Regions from separate parts of the Homo sapiens genome. Here region 1 is linked to region 2. The links are chromatin contacts, found by Hi-C in ENCODE. All regions are on one chromosome and are shown on one strand. The core of a region is the stretch at or near the end of the contact, and the rest is flanking DNA. Distances in the headings are between cores, read along the strand shown. Region 1 holds the start of ZNHIT6 (zinc finger HIT-type containing 6). Region 2 holds the start of PKN2 (protein kinase N2).

What was found. Hi-C counts contacts between places; a loop is a spot of excess contacts on that map. Pooled maps may share reads with other maps.
Region 1: a map of CD8-positive, alpha-beta T cell shows a loop between it and region 2 (5-fold over the local background). The contact joins the promoter of ZNHIT6 here to the promoter of PKN2 in region 2. A Hi-C loop is called at or near these places in 2 of 168 maps with a recorded cell type or tissue (CD8-positive, alpha-beta T cell and naive thymus-derived CD4-positive, alpha-beta T cell) and 9 of 50 pooled maps.

Annotation. Positions count from the first base shown.
Region 1 is chr1:85,707,183-85,711,965 of GRCh38, reverse strand. ZNHIT6 (zinc finger HIT-type containing 6) reads left to right here and starts at 3,533. Exons shown (of 10, transcript NM_017953.4): 1 at 3,533-4,337. The coding sequence starts at 3,682. RefSeq lists enhancers at 2,610-3,442, 3,381-3,740, 3,443-4,276.
Region 2 is chr1:88,681,703-88,686,501 of GRCh38, reverse strand. PKN2 (protein kinase N2) reads right to left here and starts at 2,229. Exons shown (of 22, transcript NM_006256.4): 1 at 1,874-2,229. The coding sequence starts at 1,921. PKN2-AS1 (PKN2 antisense RNA 1) reads left to right here and starts at 1,298. Exons shown (of 4, transcript NR_110682.1): 1 at 1,298-1,338. RefSeq lists enhancers at 1,955-2,034, 2,065-2,394.

The sequences.
Region 1 (4,783 bases), core at 2,284-4,783, 3.0 Mb after region 2:
AAGTTCTTTTGTAGAAATTGACAAGCTGGCACTAAATACACAGAGATGCAAACAACCAAGAATAGCCAACACAATTTTCAAAAGAAAAGAAAGTTGGACTTACTATAAAGTTATAATAGAGTATGGTATTTGTGTAAGGATAGACATATAGATCAGTAAAACAGAATATAAGGTCCAGAAATAAATCTTTATCTTTGTGGTCAATTGATTTTTTTAAATATCAAGGCAATTCAAGGAAAAAGAATAGGCTTCAACAACTGGTGCTTGGACAATAAGATATCCATATTAAAAAAAAGAAACTTAAACCATTACCTTGTCCACCTTATGGATGATATCCTTAGTTCTGCCACATGTGGGTTCCACCAACCATGGATCAAATTTCCACAGCTGGTGGAACCTACAGATGTGGAACCATGGATGCAGATGGCAGATTGTAGGACTTGAGCGTTCTCAGATCTGTGGTGGTCCTGGAACCAATCCCCACAGAAACAGAGGGATGACTCTAGATACAAAAGCCAACTCAAAATGGATCACAGACCTAAATGTAAAAGCTAAAACTATAAAACTTCTAGAAAATATAGGAGAAATATCTCTTTGCAACCTTGGGCTAGGCAAAAAGTTATTAGTGTGACACAAAAAGCACCATTCATTTAAAAATTGAGAGGCTGGGTGCAGTGGCTCACTCCTGTAATCCCAGCACTTTGGGAGGTGGGTGGATTACCTGAGGTCAGGAGTTCGAGACCAGCCTGGCCAACATGGTGAAACTCCATCTCTAATAAAAATACAAAAATAATTAGTCAGGTGTGGTGGCACCTGCCTGTAGTCCCAGCTACTCGGGAGGCTGAGGCAGGAGAATCACTTGAACCCAGAAGGCGGAGGTTGCAGTGAGCAGAGATCCCGCCATTGCACTCCAGCCTGGGTGACAAGAGCGAGACTCCATCACAAAAAATAAAAATAAAAATTGATAAACTGGATTTAATTGAAGTGTAAAATTTTTGCTCTTTTAAAGATACAACTAAGAAAAGGAAAAGCCACAAACTGGGAGAAAATATTTGCGAACCATACAAGGAATTGGTATTAATTATGCATTGCTTTGTATCAATTATCCAGAAATTTGGCAGTTTAAAACAAGAAACATTTATCCCCTCCCACAATTTCTGAGTGTCCGGAATCTGGGTTCAGTTGTTGGCCAGAGCCGCAGTCATGTAAAGCTGGACTAAGACTAGAGAATCTTCCTCCAAACACATTCATATGCTATTGACAGGCTGAAATTCCTTGCTGATTGTTGGCCAGTGCATTCGTTTGCCAAGGCCACTATAATGAACTAGCATAGACTGAGTGACTTAAATTTATTTTCTCACAGTTCTAGACGCTAGAACTCCAAAATAAGTTGTCACCAGTCTTGTTTTTTTCTGAGGCCTCTCTCGCTGGCATGCAGGTGGCCACCTCACTGTATCATCGTATAGTCTTTTCTCTCTGCAGGCATCCCTCGTGTCTCTTTTTGTGTCCAAATTTCCTCTTCTTATAAAGATATCAGTCAGATTGGATTAGGGCCGACCTTAATGGTCTCATTTTAACGAAATCACCTTTAAAGGTCCTATCTCCAAATATACTCACAGTCTAAGGTACTGGGTGTTACGGATTTAACACACGAATTTGAGGGGACACAATTCAGCCTGTAAGAGCCAGTAACTTCGGCCCACTACCACATGGGCCTCTTGGTACTCACAACCTGGCAGCTTGCTTCCCCCAGAGTGAATGATCTAGGAAGGAGACCAAAAAAGCAAGAGCCTAAGGCAGAAACCACAGCCTTTCTCCAAACCTAATCTTAGAGGTAACGTATTACTTCTGCTGTATGCTATCAGTGACACAGACCAATCCTGGGATGATGCAGGAGCAGTCTACACATTGGTCTGAACACTGTGGGGGTGGAGAATCACTGGGGAACATACTGGTGCTTGTCTACCACAAACCTATATCCATAATATATGAAGAACTACTACAATTTGATAATAAAAGACGTCAATTAAAAATGGGCAAAAGATCTGAATAAACATTTCATTAAAGAAAATATCCAAATGGCCAGTTGGCAGATGAAAAGATGTTCAACATCATTAGTCATTAAAGAAATGTAAATTCTCAATGACGTACCCCTACACATCTATAATCAAATAACTGATAATACTAAGAATTGGCCGGGATGTAGAGAAATAGGAACCCTCAGCCAGTAGGAATGTAAAATGGTATAGCTACTTTGGAAAACAGTTTGGGCATTTCTTTAAAAATTAACATAAATTTATATGGCCCAGCAATTCCACTCCTAGTTATTTACTTAACGGGAAATGTAAACATGTCCACACAAAGACTTGCATATGAATGTGGAAGCAGAATTATTCGTAATAGCCCAAACTGGAAACAAGCCAAATGCCCACCAACTGGTACATGCATGAAAAAACGTGCCACATTCATACAATGCAATGTTATTCAGCAATACCGGGCATTAGGCACTTTCGCCTAATATATTTATGATGTTCTCTGAGAGAATCCTGCAGAATGCTGGGAATGGGGAATAGCCTGACGCAGGCTGTTACTTAGAAAGAATGGAAAGAAAAATTAATGCCCTCTTTCCTACTTGAAACCCATCATGATTCCCAGTTATACACTGAGTTTGTGTCTGTCACTGACAGTTGATTCCTATGCATGATCTCATATTATCTTCGCAATGACACTGGGAGATTTATATTAATAATACCATGCTCCCTAGTTTATAGCTTCAAGAAACTAAAGCTTGCAAAGGTGTAACATCAGGTGTGTCCTTTTTCATACAAGATTGGATTTAATGGTTAACACAGATAAGGGTGGGTTTTCCCATTTCCAGAGTGTAAGGGTTTCGCTTCTCTCCCTCTGCCGGTCTCCTCCACTGTTTACACCCAGTAGGGCGTGGAGGGTGGCCTAGGGTGTGGCCCAGGAGGCTTCCCTAAGGGAAGGGGGTGGTGGAAACCAGGCGGTTTGAAGCCCATCAGGATTCCCAGTTATATATCGAGTTTGTGTCCGTCACTGCTAGTTGATTTCCATGCATGATCTCATATAATCTTTGCAATGACACTGGGAGATTTATATTAATAATACCATGGTCCCTAGTTTATAGCTTTAAGAAACTAAAGCTTGGAAAGGCCTAATAACATCAGGTGTGTCCTCCATTTTCATGCAAGATTGGATTTAATGGTTAACACAGATTAGGGTGGGTTTTCCCACTTCCAGAGTGTAAGGGTTTCGCTTCTCTCCCTCTGCCGGTCTCCTACACTCTTTACACCCAGCAGGGCGTGGAGGGTGGCCCAGGGAGTGGCCCAGGAGGCTTCTCTAAGGGAAGAGGGTGGTGGAAACCAGGAAGGAGACGAGAACCCCAGCGGGCAAGTCACGCAGTTACGCTTGTTCGCCCAGAGAATCCGGCAGGGCCTCCGCAGAGCCGTAAAGAGCTCTACAAGTCGTGAAGGGGCGAGGCGCAAAAGCGTAGCTTTACGGCGATTCGAGCAGTCGCGTCAAGCAGGCTATTCCGGGTTTGTGGCTGCTTGGCTCCACACGTGGGCCGCCGTAGGTATTCCGACCGGTAATTCCTCCTATTGGTGTGCAGCAGCCACATTGAAGGATAGAGTGGCAGCAGAGGCCAAGGATCGTGAGTTGATGGAGTTTGCTGCTGAAAATGAAGGGAAGTCTGGGGGAGGTCTCCACAGCGTAGCTGAGGGGGTGCGGCTAAGTCCAGAGCCTGGCAGGGAGGGAGTAAGGGACTTAGCAGGGGCGGAGGAGTTCGGCGGCGGAGAGGAGGGGACAGGGCTGACAGGGATAAAGGAGATAGGGGATGGAGAGGAAGGAAGTGGACAAAGGCCAGAGGAAATACCGATGGACCTAACGGTAGTGAAGCAGGAAATTATAGACTGGCCAGGTACAGAAGGCAGGTTGGCTGGCCAGTGGGTAGAACAGGAGGTGGAGGATAGGCCTGAGGTGAAGGATGAGAACGCAGGCGTATTGGAGGTGAAGCAGGAGACGGATAGTAGTTTAGTGGTAAAAGAAGCGAAGGTGGGTGAACCAGAGGTAAAGGAAGAGAAGGTAAAGGAAGAGGTAATGGACTGGTCAGAAGTGAAGGAAGAGAAGGATAACTTGGAGATAAAACAGGAGGAGAAGTTTGTTGGTCAATGCATAAAAGAGGAATTGATGCATGGAGAGTGTGTAAAAGAAGAGAAGGATTTCCTGAAGAAAGAAATCGTGGATGATACAAAGGTGAAAGAAGAGCCTCCGATAAATCACCCGGTGGGCTGCAAGCGGAAACTGGCCATGTCAAGGTAGGGCATGGGGGATTCCATTTAGGGGAATAAAGCTGTGGAGTCCTCATGTCTAGAGTGAAGGAAACCACACTATCAGGAGAAGGTGGAATAATGAAAAATGAGCACAAGTTTGGGTTTCTGGAGTCAGACGGCGTTCGCGGGGGTGGGTTGGGAAGTGGAGGGTGTTGTACATGACAACACAACAAATTCAGTGAAAATACATGAAATTAGTAGTGTCCAATGGGTAATGGTCAAGTTAGGAAAGTGGAAATTCTGGGGACCAAAAGATCAGTTGGAACTGGATCTGGCTTGACTTAATATGCTCTTTACTCGGTATTCCTTTGAGAGAGAATAGAGATGAGAAAGTCTAATAAAACTAACAATGACAAAGTAGATTAAGTTAAAACTAGGCAAAAATACACTTGACCTCAATTATCAAGCTTCTTCATGGGTGCTGTGAATAT
Region 2 (4,799 bases), core at 980-3,479:
TCCTCTATTTTGGTCGTATTTCTAGGTCATCATATTTAAAATTTCTTCCTTCTTTGCTTGCTTCCTTGTTATTATCAAAATTGATCTTATTAATTAAAAGATCCTAAATGTTATTAATACACATGAAAATATATTTTCAGTTCCAGTGCCAAAGTAGGTGTCTTTTATGCCAACTTTCTATAACATACAAGTACCAATGCCAAATATATTGTAACTCTAACACTGCTCAATTCAAAAGAAAAGTGACCCTATCATCTTTCTCAATCAAAACCAAAGTATGTTTTTCATGGTTCAAGACCAGGCAATGTAAAGTATTTCTGACTTGCCTCACATCATCTTCATTTTAAAAGCTCATGTAAATTATTTACTATTAATAAAATAGTAAATTCCATTCATTTAGCAAATGTGGTATGCTGTAAGATCTGCTTATAAAAGGCTAACTGTAATTAAAATACTACATAGCAACATTTTCAATTATATGAAATTCAGCTTTGCATTACCAAAGGATTCTAAATGTGCAACACTGCATTGATATACATTGTTAAAGTCTCTATTTTTGTGGAGGAAATATCAACCATTATACCAAAGTTTTCAAGCTTACGTCTGACTGCACAAGAAACCAAACTTATAAAGAGATTTCTTAAAAAGTATATTTAAACAAGAAATTTAGATGCAGTTGCAATACTTAATTTTGACATCAACTCTTCAGAATTTCTTGATTTAGTCTTTTTTTTAAAAAAAATTAACTGTCCAACACACAAAAAGAAATGCAGGCATGCTATTTTTTTCTCCTAATTCCCATCTACAATCTTTGAGTAGCTAAAAGATAACTATATTAAAATAAAGCAAAATAACTTTTAAGTCAAAAAACAAACATCTCTGGAACACTCCCAAGTAATGAAAAACCCGACAGGGTAGCTTAAGTCCCCATGTACACCATAGAGATCTAAAGAAAATCGTGCCTACATTATCAAATATTTATCTGGAAATGGGAAATAACATTGCTACTCGACATGACTTAACTAAGCGATCTACTTTGCTCTCATCTTTTGCAGACATGTGGTGCCCAATGTTTTCCCTTAGTCGACTGCTTTCTCATTAGTAAACAACTTATTAGCTCTTTCTCTGGTGCTCAAATGAGAGGGAAAATGAAAGTCTGAAAAGCATCAGCATCTGAGCTCCCGGATCTGGGCAGGGGTAGCAGAGAAAGGCACCCTGTATTTATCACTCGGTTAAAAAAAAAAAAAGAAAGGAAAAGAAAAGAAAAAGATAACCCTCAAAATAGAGGAAAGAAACTCTGTCACCTGAAGAGGGCTGCTGAAGTGAAGCAAACATTTGGTGAGACTCGTTTTTTAAAAAAACTTGTCTAGGGGCTGGAAGTTATGGGGGCGCTCTTTGTGCGGAGTCTGAGGGGAGGGGGAGGGACAAGAAAACAGCTTGGGAGTCATTCAAAGGAGTTTAAGGAGCGGTGTACGGAGGAAAGGCGGGGCGGGGCCCGGCCGCGCGAAGGGAGGGGGCAACAGGGGCGTTCGCGGGTAGCTCTGACACCGAGGGAGGGGGCGACGGGCCGGCCTCTCCGGGGACCAGGCGAGAGCAGGCTCCCGCTGCAGCAGGGCTGCAGAGATGGGGTCCCCTCTGGTAGGCAGAATCAAACCAAAGCGGTGGCAGGCCAGGGCTTTGGCGGGGGAGAGGGTCCGGCTCCCCAGGGAAGCGGTTCCCCGAGGGAAGCATTTCCCGAGTGACATCCCGGAGTTTCCGCACTTAGCGGGCTAGGGGCGCGGCGGCCGCAGGGCTTTCCTCGGTCCCCGACGCCGCGCGGGGCTCTCTCCCTGTCTCCTCCGCCAGCGCCTCTCACCAGGGCCGCGGCCCTTACCTGCAGTTCCGTGAGCAGAATCTCCCCCCGTTCGGGGTTGGACGCCATTGCGCTCCGGTATGGACTCCGCACCTGGACGCGGCCGCCTCTGGCGAAGGGAGAAGGCGGGACGGGGCTCGGGGTGGGGGTGAGGAGAGGGGAGAGAAAGAAAAAAAAAAAAACAACTAGGGATTCATGGAGGCGCAGCCCCTGCTGGAGGCGCGGCTTATTCCGTCCGGTTCATCGAGAGCGGCGGGGAGCTAGGGCACTCGTAGCGGGCTTCCTCTCGCCGCCCTCACCGGACTGTTCGTCTAGTCGCTCCCTCTGGGCGACGCCAGGAGCCGCCTCAAGCCTCTCCGTGCGGGCGCTGCGGCCGCGGCTGCAGCTCCTCCTGTCGCACCATTTGGCTGTCACCGCGTCGCAAAAGCGGCCTCACTTGGCGGCTGCCAGCACACGTGACGGCGGCAGCCACTGCCCCTCATCGGGCAGGGAAGGTGGGGCGGAGGGGTTCCCTAGGGCGAACGCGGCGAGGGGGCGGGGCGTCTTCCGACCCGACTCCGCGGCGAGGGCAGCCATTGGACTCGGCTGGGGTGAAAATGAGGGGAAAGGACTGGGCTCGAGTCTCTGGGGAGGCGGGAAGAGGAAGAAAACACACGCCTACTTTCCTGCTGCGTTTAACGGCTTCACTGTGAACGCTAGAACTCGGGAGCCTGCTCGCTGTTGTTTTTTCGGGTTTCGTTTTTTTTTTCTTTCTTTTTTTTTTTTCCCAGTTCCACCTTGCCGAAACTTGGGCCTAACTTTAACAGGCCCTTTTCTAACCTCCATAACCCAAAGAGCTTCGGGACTCAGATCTTACAGATTATTCCTCTGCTCTCCCCTTGACCCCCACGTCAACCCAAACTAATAATCTTGCCTTTTGCTCACCCTCAAACCCAGCCCCCAGCGCGCCTTCTCGACCAGTTAAGGTGCACAGCTAGCTAAACGGGTATGGTCTGTACTTTTCATGAAATGTAAGCGGCTGGATCCCTGGCAACTTTTAATGTACGGCCTTTAAGATGTCTTTTTCTTGAGGTTGAACTACTGTTGCTTGTACTGGAGAACTGTACAGAGCTGAGAATTAGCTGGGTTTTTTTGGGTTGTTTTAACTTTATTTAAGGGAGGGGGAGGTGGGACGGGATTACCCTCGGGAAAGGAAAAAAGCCACCTTTCCTTGGCGTGGTAAGCATTAAAGCTAACCTGACTACTTAGTAAAATATAGCTAAGTAAAGTAAATCTAGGTGTTTGTTTTTAATGACACTATGGTATTAAGGAATTTCGAAGTCTCCTACAGGTAGCTTTTGTTTTTGTTTTGTCTGAGCAGTGAATGGATAGGTAAACGCGTAACTTTTGATTTTTTGAAGCTGCGGTACAATACCTTTGTTAAAACTACCTGGAGAGAGTGGTAAGGGTTATTTAGGTACGTTGCTACTTAGAAAGGGCATTCGTTGACATATTTCTTAGGAAGTGTAACATTATGTACTTCTCACACGCTCCATGTAACTCTGTTGGCCTGATGCCAGGACTTAACGTCTATCCTTTTGCCTTCTCAAGTCTCATACATCAATTCAGCAAACATGTATTGAAGATCTGGAGTTCTGTGGCCACAGTTTCTGAACTCTAACTTATCATATGTGTGATAAAGAATTTTTCTGGTGTGTACTTCACAAGTCTTACAACTATTTATGTGTCTAGTATATTGCCTTGGTTGAAGATGATAATTAAATACATGAAAGAACACTTGGAAAGGCCGGGATATGATTACCTTTACTGGTAACTAAAAGCCAGATGGTTTCCTAGGCTTTGGAGTTACAGAAAGGATTAGGAGTTCTTATCCGGCCAGGCGCAGTGGTTCACGCCTTTAATCCCAGCACTTTGGAAGGCCAAGGCTGGCCGATCATCTGAGGTCGGGAGTTCGAGACCAGCCTGGCCAACTTGGTGAAACTGTCTCTACTAAGAATACAAAAACTAGCTGGGCGTGGTGGTGTGCGCCTGTAATCCCAGCTACTCGGGAGGCTGAGGCAGGGGAATTGCTTGAACCCAGGAGGTAGAGGTTGCAGTAAGAGTGAGACACTGCCTCAAAAAAAAAAAAAAAAAGGTACTTATCCTTGGGGTGACTGGAGAATTCTTTGGGGAAGCCAACTTATGTCCGAACAACAATAATGCCATTTTAAGTAATAGATACAGTGTTAGGGGAGCACTGCATGCATTTGTGTGTGTGTGTGTATAATGTTTTATTATGGTAAAATGCATAATCAAATTTATTATAACCATAAGTGTACAATTCAGGGGCATTGAATGCACACAGATTTATTTATTTATTTATTTTTGAGACAGAGTCTCGCTGTGTCACCAGGCTGGAGTGCAGTGGTGCCATCTCAGCTCACTGCAACCTCCGCCTCCCAGGTTCAAGTGATTCTCCTGCCCCAGCCTCCTGAGTAGCTGGGACCACAGGCGCATGCCAACACTCCTGGCTAACTTTTGTATTTTTAGTAGAGACGGGTTTCACCATGTTGGCCAGGTTGGTATCGATCTTTTGACCTCGTGACCCTCCTGCCTCGGCCTCCCAGAGTGCTGGGATTACAGGTGTGAGCCACCGTGCCTGGCGTACAAATTTATTTTTGTCAAGGCTTACTGCAGAATGGATTTGAGATGGCTGACATGCACATAGAAGGTGATTAATAATGGTGGAACTAAGAGTTAACTGTGCAAGGGCTTAGAAATACAGTCAATGAGCAGTCTTTGTAAAAATTAATTTAGATATAAATGTTCACATTTCAGCATCATGTAATTTTAGAACTAGAAGTGACTTGAAATATCTAGCTTAACTCCTATTGTAGGTAGGAAAAAAAATTAATAGTTTCCTTAGCTAATTAGAAGCAAGACAGCAGTATTACTTAGTGGCAGAGAT